Regions from separate parts of the Homo sapiens genome. Here region 2 is linked to region 1. The links are chromatin contacts, found by Hi-C or POLR2A ChIA-PET in ENCODE. All regions are on one chromosome and are shown on one strand. Each heading gives the region's core, a stretch centred on a gene start or an enhancer-like site at or near the end of the contact. The rest is flanking DNA. Distances are from core to core; before and after follow the strand shown.

Region 1 (4,115 bases), core at 413-2,912:
CACTCACACACACCCACACCCCACCTTCTTTCGTGATAGTCCAGCTTCTAAAAGAGCCAAATAGAAAAATATCACCTACACTATATAAGGGCAAGAGAAGGACAAGAGGCAGTATCTATTTAACTGTGTTTATAAGAGCAAAAGTACAGCTACTTCCTAAAATATTCCAGCAGCTCGCCAAAGAAAAGGCCAATGATGTTAGTGTTTTCCAAAACAGCCCTCTCTTTCTTCTTGATAACATGGAACTGGTATTTTTTTTTCTTTCCCTTTTTTTGAGACGGAGTTTCACTCTTGTTGCCCAGGCTGGAGTGCAATGGCGTGATCTCGGCTCACCGCAACCTCCGCCTCCTGAGTTCAAGCGATTCTCCTGCCTCAGCCTCCCGAGTAGCTAGGGTCCCTTCCTGTTTACAAACAGTCAGATGGAACAAAACACCTTGCAGTTTTCTAGAATGAATTAACTGGGAAGAAATGCCATGAACACAGAACGCCCAGACTGAGTTGATCACAAAAGACTGGTTATGTAAGAGAAAATTTAACAAGTAAAAATAAGTAAAAATTTTAATGAGAACAAAATGATATTTTTGTTCTTAAAATAACAAAAACTTCAAATGTTACATCTTTGGTTTTACTTAAATAATAAGTTTGCTTTTATTATATCCTTATTGTTTGGAATGTTTTTAAAGCAGTCATTTTGAAAGAATTTTTTTTTTTTTTTGAGACGGAGTTTCACTCTTGTCGCCCAGACTGTAGTGCAACTGCGCAGTCTCGGTTCACTGCAACCTCCATTTCCTGGGTTCAAGCAATTCTCCTGCCTCAGCCTCTCAAGTAGCTGGGACTATAGGCGTCCGCTAATTTTTGCATTTTTTAGTAGAGACAGGGTTTCACCATGTTGGTCAGGCTGGTCTCGAGCTCCTGACCTCAGGTGATCCAGCCGCCTCCACCTCCCAAAGTGCTGGGATTACAGACGTGAGCTACCACGCCCAGCCGGATTTTAATATTTCTTCAGGGACTTCATTATAATTCTAACAGAAGAATGTACAACTTATGTAGCAAAATCATTTATATTTGTCTTTTTCCTGTTATTTTGCTTTATGTTAAACAAATTCAGTGCTAATGCACATGTGTAACAGTAAAATTTCACCCAAATTCTCTAGCTGGTGAAAGACAAAAAAAAAAATTGAATACAATTACATTCAGTATGTTGAATATAAACTATCATCAAGGAAAGACAACAGAAATTCATCCAAAGGAACTAAATTTCTAACAACCCCCACTGAGCTTTTCTTTCTATCTGGAGGCAGTTTGGGGCCCTCAGTAGTTTTGAACACTATCCCAACTGTGCCCCAGAACACTGACTCCTTTCTAAGCCTGTCTTAACGTTCTGAAGTTTCATCAACTCAACTAAGGCCAAAACAGCTTTCTAGCCCCTTTCACCTCCTGTGCATCAAAGTACTCAGCAGGAATTTGCAAGAGGAACTACAATAGCAACAAATGGTATGGAGTTACTTACAAAAGGCATCGTATGCCTTATGTAAATGACACCTGGAAACAGAACAAGAATTAAAGGCCCTGAATTCCCTCAACTTGCATCTGCTTCTTAGCTTAACCTAAATAAACATTCTAGACTTCTGGGACTTCCAACTCAAACATTCCAGGAGCCAGATGGGTACTGACTCAGTGCCTATGAGCAAGGCACTGTTCTAGACACTGCTGGAGGACGAAAGACAGACACTGCCCTCAGTAAGCCAGGAGTTTACTGGAACCTGGAACACAGGCAAGGTGAGGGGTATCAAAGTTTTTAGGAACGTTAGGTCTTTCTTAGAACGAGTAGTAGCAGATGAATGGAAGCCCCAAACTATGAAATAATGTCACATCATCTTTGCTCAATTTGTTAATCTCTCTAACCACAAATTAAGCATCAAGAGGAAGGACTCTCATACATGTGGAATTATTAAACGGTGCAGCCTCAATACTCTCTCACTCTCATCCCAATGTAAATTTTCAACATTCATGAATACGTGAGCATCATGAAAATAGTTTCGAAAGGGGAAAAAAATCATTCTCTCAAATATAATTTTCTCATTTACTGGTTCATTTCCTTAATTACTTGTTCACTGCAAACAAACATAAGAAAATTGACTTCAGGCCAGGGGCAGTGGCTCACGCCTGTAATCCCAGCACTCTGGGAGGCTGAGGCAGGCAGATCACCTGAGGTCAGGAGTTCAAGACCAACCTGGCCAACATGGTGAAACTCCATCTCCACTAAAAAAAAAAAAAAACCAAAAAATTAGCCAGGTACGGTGGTGCACACCTATAGCCCCAGCTACTCAGGAGGCTGAGGCAGGAGAATCGCTTGAACCCAGGAGGCAGAGGTTGTAGTGAGCCGAGATCACATCACTGTACTCCAGCCTGGACAACAGACTGTGTCTCAAAAAAAAAAAAGAAAAGAAAAGAAAATTGACTTCAGAGTAAACTCAACACTAGAAATGAGCTTCCTGAACTGACAGGACAGAGCAGATATATCTAAGTGGCCGCTGCAGGCATGTTTCATGTTTCCTTATCTATGGTGTAAGAAGGTTGGACATTCCTTCCAGCTCCAACACAGCAGTCAGGAGACGAGTTTTATTTCCAGCTTTCCATACGCAAATTGAGGTTTACTAAATTCAGTATTTACTGGCTAAACTCTGAAATGTTTTAAAACTGACTACAGTGTCTTCACTGATACTATTACTTTGCCATATGACTTTGGACAAAATTCTTAACCTTCTGGGTAGCAGGCTCCTCATAGGTGAATCTGGAGAAAATTTACTTCAGATTAAATACATTGAGAATACCATCACCAAAGAGAATAAAAATACTTCTAAAAATAAAAGGAATGGCTATTATTTGGGAAGAAAATAAAATGGCAACACAGGCATGAGATAAGCAGCAAATTTAATCAAAGGCCCAGATCAGCATTAATAGTAAAGCAGGCCAGGTGCGGCAGCTCACGCCTGTAATCCCGGCACTTTGGGAGGCCAAGGTGGGAGGATCACTTGAGGTCAGGAATTTGAGACCAGCCTGGCCAACATGGCAAAACTCCGTCTCTACTAAAATACAGAAATCAGCCAGGCATGGCGGCGCACACCTGTAATTCCAGCTACTCGGGAGGCTGAGGCACAAGAATCACTTGAGCCCAGGAGGTGGAGGTTGCAGTGAGCCAAGATCACGCCAGCCTAAGCAACAAATGAGACCCCGTCACCAAAAAAAAAAAAAAGATCAAACTGTGAGTACAGATTAAACCTGTGTACCCTCTATTAAATCATTAACAGTAACATTACTTTTTAAAGTCTGCTTTGTTTAAAAGCAAACAATAGCGTTTTTTTCAATTTTTTGTAATGCAAATAAAATAGCACAGCCACTATTCCAGATTATATGAAAATGACTTCCTTTCCTATAACTTTTAATAGCTTAAAGGAAGTTTCTATCACTTGATAGAAAATTTTTAATTTCCCGAAAGTAAGCTTTGCAGACATTACAACCCCACGACTTTACACAAGATAACACCCCAAATCAGATCTGTGAAATACTGTATCAATGACAATAATGCATGCTCTTCTATAATACTAAAGGCTTGGCCAGGCGTTGTGGCTCATGCCTGTAATTCCAGCACTTTGGGAGGCCAAGGCAGGCAGATCATGAGGTTAGGAGATCAAGACCATCCTGGCCAATATGGTGAAACCCTGTCTCTACTAAAAATACAAAATTAGCTGGGTGTGGTGGCGCACGCCTATAGTCCTAGCTACTCAGGAGGCTGAGGCAGGAGAATTGCTTGAACCTGGGAGTCAGAGGTGGCAGTGAGTCGAGATCATGCCACTGCACTCCAACCTGATGGCAGAGCAACACTCCATCTTAAAAAAAAAAAAAAAAAAAAACTAAAGGCTTCAGAAAGTGTATAACTTGCAGGAGCCTCAGCTACCTAGATGAGTACCCTCGGGCAAATGTCAACCTCTCTAAACCCACGTTCTTAAATTGCAAAATGGCAATTATTACGAGATTAACTATCAGAGGACTGCTGTGAGAAATGCTAACTCCTGTGAAAACACTGGGCACAGTCTCTGAAACACAAGTGCTCC
Region 2 (4,550 bases), core at 1,017-3,516, 110 kb before region 1:
AAGCCTCAACCAACTGTAGAGCAGTTGGTCACACCAAGAGTTGACCAGCAGGTGGCAGCATACCCTCAGTTTCTCAGTACAAACAGATCAGCATTGTCTTCATTTAATTAAGGCTTTTCATACAACACACAAATGAAAAATACTTTTCAAACATCTTTTTATAAAGAAAGCTTTCACTTCCTTACATTCTGAATGTTGATCTGTAGTTCCATTTTGTAGTGATTGAAGTCTTTGGCAAGTTCATGGCCCTGATGATAGAAGGTAAACATCCCCTGAAAAAATGACAGCATCTAAGACACAGGAAGAAAAGAGATATTAGCACAAAAAAACTCAGGAGAAAAAAAGAATCATATAAACAACCAAGTGTTCCCCCCGCCATCTCACTGTTATTCCACTGAAATAAACTGATTAAAGGGAAGTCACTAATATTCAAGTAAACACAAGTACATATTATCTATTAATTGGTCTTTATAGAAAATGATGCTTTTTTCCCTTAAATATCACAGCCATTAGACAGCTTATATGGCATGTTCTGCAGGAAAAATTGAATTATTAAGTCATCCATTTGTCCTCTTTAGTCAGGAGAATCCCAATATTTGTAATTGAAATCTTATCACTATAGGTTGACACAATCTTTAAGAAAGTAAAATCACAGAATCAAAGAGCTCCAGGCTCTCCCCAGCCACATCCAGCAGACTGCAACCCCTGTGTTTTGTTGACAAAGATATTCCATGACTTGCCAGGGGCAGCCTCAAACCCGTAATTAAACCTTTACTTTCCTACCAACTCCCAACCTGTCTCTGAATTAGAGGGCTGTTGCCTCTGCTCCACATGTAAGTCAATAAATCTAGAAGTAAAAAGAAGTGATCTGGGGAGACAGTTAAGGAAATCTTGAGATTCATTTTCTTCCAAATGCCACACCGTGGGTGGTTAGGAATCTGGGGCTCTGACACCCAGCAGGCTCCATTCCCAACGTCAGCCATGACCTGTTATGGGACCTTAGGCAAATTACTCAGCCTTTCTCTACTTCTATTTCCTTATCTCCTCATTGAGTTATAGTGTGGAATAATGAGTTCGGTACAACACTTAGAACAATGGCTTGAACAGAGACTGAGCATTATAAATGCCCAATAAAAGCAGGCCATTATTATTATTTCACATTAAAAAGAAAGCTTTGAGGAGGTTGAGTTTTTCTCTAATGGTTTAGGTTAATGACTATCGCTCCAACTAAACCATAGCTCCACAAATGCTCATTTTTAATCATTACTTGGTTATTCTTGTTTCTATAAACCATACTCACAATGAGTAAATTGTATACTGTGTGAATATTATCTTAATAAAGCTGTTTAAGAAAAAGAAACCATTCAATAAGTCGATATTAAAATTAAAATGAATCCTGAGAATGAGATCCAGTGTTTTTTTGCTGAAATCCACATGAAATATCCTTTACATTATGATATATACATTCATGTGCATACATCTTCATATATAAACAACTGAAGCTACTAGAAAACATCTATATAATCACAAACAAAAATCATGTGTTTCTAATATAAGTAAAAAGAAATGTTAGAGTAACTCACAAAATTGTCTCAAATGTTCCATATCCTGCTTCTAAACTTAGATTGCCATAAGCATTGTGAATTGTGTTTGAAGTCATGTTACAAACGATTGTTTAAAGTACCAAAGTTTGAACCGGTATAAACAACCCATGTTCACTCATTCTAGTATAAATTATTTCAGAGAAATTTTTAAAAGATAGAGCTATAGGCTAAGGTGGCAGAAATTGCACATGGTTGCCTTCCTTGAGATCATGTAGCAATGGGAATATTACGTGTATTATCAGTGCAAATACAGCTGAGAACCACTGATTTAGAGGCAATTCCTTGACTTCATGGCTATCTGTGTCTGCCCTTTTTAATATGTCTCTTTCATGTTTATGCACTATGGCCTCTAGTAACTATAAACCATAAATCAGATCTAGGAAAATAAATACTTATCTTACATTGCAAAAATCCACCAGCAAACAACTTGGCAATACTCACAGGTTCCACAAACTCAAACTTCTTTCTTTCTTGGATTTCCTGCAGCTTACACACATACTCGAGAGACAGTTCATAGAAGTGTTGCCGGTTCTGCTCTACTTGGATATCTGCCTATGTTAAAATCACAGAGGTTAGTCAAACTGGAGATGGTGAAAAGTGAAACGCTACATCAGAGGTCATCACACTGTGGTCCATGGGCCAAAATACGGTGTGCTGCCTGATTTTGTAAATAAAGTATTGCAACACAGGTACGACAATTCATTTATGTATTGTCTGCAGCTACTTTCCTGCTGCAACAGCAGAATTGAGCAGGTGCAACAGGAACTTTATGGTCCACAGAAGTCTAAAATATTTACTATCAGTTTCTTTGCAGAAAAAGCTTGTGACTCCTACTCTGTTTGTTGAAGTTGACCCCCAAGAACTGAAGATCAAAGGGACTTCTCTTCTTGAAAAACTCACCCCAACCACAACTGATGCCCCAAGGCTGAACCACATGCAATCACAATCAACAAACATTTCGATGAACAAATCCTCTAGGAATAAAGTCTGCCTGAGAAAGGGCCCAGCACCTCAGCGCTCAGGGAGTGATGGCGGCAAGTGAGAAGGAGCCAGCCATGGCAGCATCTCAAGAACCCGGCTCTCAAAGGCGGGCCAGGGCTGGACGCCCATCTGCGGCCCTCAGAACGTCTGATCCCCTGGGAGAGAAGGGGGCACCAGCTGGTCAGGACGCTATTCCAAAAAAAGCTTCCAGCTTAGCTTGCCTAACTAGAAAGGAACTGGGAGAAGAGCAGGACTCCACAGAGAATAGTGGAGAGAGAACTCATGTCCAAGAAACCATTCTTACTAGGTATCATGTGATATTTTTCCTAACTTAGCTAATTTTACTCTTAAAAATATTTATCTGGGCATTTCTCCAGAGAGGATATACAAAAGGCCAATAAGCATGTGAAAAGACACTCAACATCGCTCATCATTAGGATGCAAATCAAACTCACAAGGAGATGCCACCTCACACTCACTAGGGTGGCTACTGTACAAAAAAGAAAAGTAGTGGTGTTGGTGAGGATGTCAAGAAACTGAAACCCTTGTGCATCATTAGTGGGAATGCAAGATGGTACAAGCACTGTGAAAAATAGTGCTTTAAGTAAAATAATATTGAAACATAACGTGTTACTAAGCTAACATGAACATTTCTACCTAACACTCCTCAAAATCATATTTTTGTGGCTTCATTAACCAGAATTCAATAGTTCAGCCACCAGCAGTTAACAGGCACAACTCCCAGCAAAAAATTAAAATAAATTTTTCCCTCAAATGAAAAATAGTATTACCACATGACCCAGCAATTCTACAGCTGGGCATATACCCAAAAGAACTGAAAGCAGAGACTCGAACAGATATGTGTACACCCCTGTTCATAGCAGCAGGGGGCAAAGTGACCCCAATGCCCATGGATGGATGGATGAGTAAATAAAATGTAGCCAATCCATATGTATAACAGAATATTATTCAGCCTTAGACAGGAAGGAAATTCTGATACATACTACAACATGGATAAACCTTGAGGACATCAGGCTAAGTGAAATAAACTAGTCACAAAGGGACAGATACTATATGATCCCACTCACATGAGACACCTAGAGTAGTTAAATTCATAGAAACTGAAAGCAGAACGACGGCTGCCAGGAGCTGGAGCAGGGGAGAATGGAGAGTTATTGTTAATAGGTACAGAGCTGCAGTCTGGGAAGATTTTTTAAAAAGCCCTGGAGATGCATGGTGGTGACAGTTGCAAAACAATGTGAATGTACTTAATACCACTGGGCCATAGACTTTAAAATAAAATCATACATTTTATTGAAATTTTATTCACGTTTTATAACCAAAAATGTGTTGTTTTTGAAAAGCATTTAACACATTTGAAACACATTTCAAAATGTAATAAAAACCATTTCAGCAAATACTTTAATATATATTACTAAGCTAAAATGAGAATTTCTACCTAACACTCATCTGAATCATATTTTTGTGCCTCCAATAACCAGAGTTTGATAGTTCAGCCATCAGCAGTTAGTTGGCACATCTCCCAGCAAAAACACTGTAATTTTGTTGACTATTTAATAAAGACATAAGAAGGGTGATTTCCTCATTTGTTATTACTGCAAAGGCTCTTGAAGAAATTTATACCAGCATCAGATTTATCAATTTGATTTTATCTTTTAGTAAATTCTCTCTCCTGGTTGTTCTTGCTACTGTAATTACCCTTGCATTACCAGTCAACCTCTATCACCACCCCCTTAATGTTCTGAAAATCCAGAACTGTTGTGCCACATGCTCTGTGATTAAATCACCAGAATCCCTGGGATTACTGGCAATGATGGCAGCAGCGGCCAGTCTGGAGCAGCCGCTGTGAGGACACCAGCTGCAGAGGGCAAAGTGCAGCCAGGGCTGCGCACTCCATGGTGCCCGCGGGGGCCAGAAACAGGCAGGAGCCCCAACTTCTACAGA

What was found. Hi-C counts contacts between places; a loop is a spot of excess contacts on that map. ChIA-PET counts read pairs that join two places held with the same protein, here RNA polymerase II (POLR2A). Pooled maps may share reads with other maps.
Region 2: a loop to region 1 is called in a pooled map, with 4 times the contacts of the local background. The contact joins two enhancer-like sites. A Hi-C loop is called at or near these places in 1 of 168 maps with a recorded cell type or tissue (mesothelial cell of epicardium), 2 of 37 single-sample maps with no recorded cell type and 4 of 50 pooled maps. POLR2A ChIA-PET finds 5 or more read pairs at or near these places in 3 of 52 experiments (A673, T-cell and activated T-cell).

Annotation. Positions count from the first base shown.
Region 1 is chr4:147,751,683-147,755,797 of GRCh38, reverse strand. The region is part of intron 1 of ARHGAP10 (Rho GTPase activating protein 10); the gene reads right to left. Among named protein-coding and RNA genes, the nearest start is that of ARHGAP10, 22 kb to the right of the region's middle. Within about 2 kb of position 1,662, at least 4 of the 41 ENCODE cell types and tissues checked have a DNase peak (open chromatin) inside an H3K27ac peak, as active enhancers do.
Region 2 is chr4:147,862,452-147,867,001 of GRCh38, reverse strand. It overlaps ARHGAP10 (Rho GTPase activating protein 10), which reads right to left. Exons shown (of 23, transcript NM_024605.4): 6 at 2,046-2,156; 7 at 186-290. Among named protein-coding and RNA genes, the nearest start is that of MIR4799, 82 kb to the right of the region's middle. RefSeq lists silencers at 25-74, 1-97 and an enhancer at 1-204. Within about 2 kb of position 2,266, at least 6 of the 41 ENCODE cell types and tissues checked have a DNase peak (open chromatin) inside an H3K27ac peak, as active enhancers do.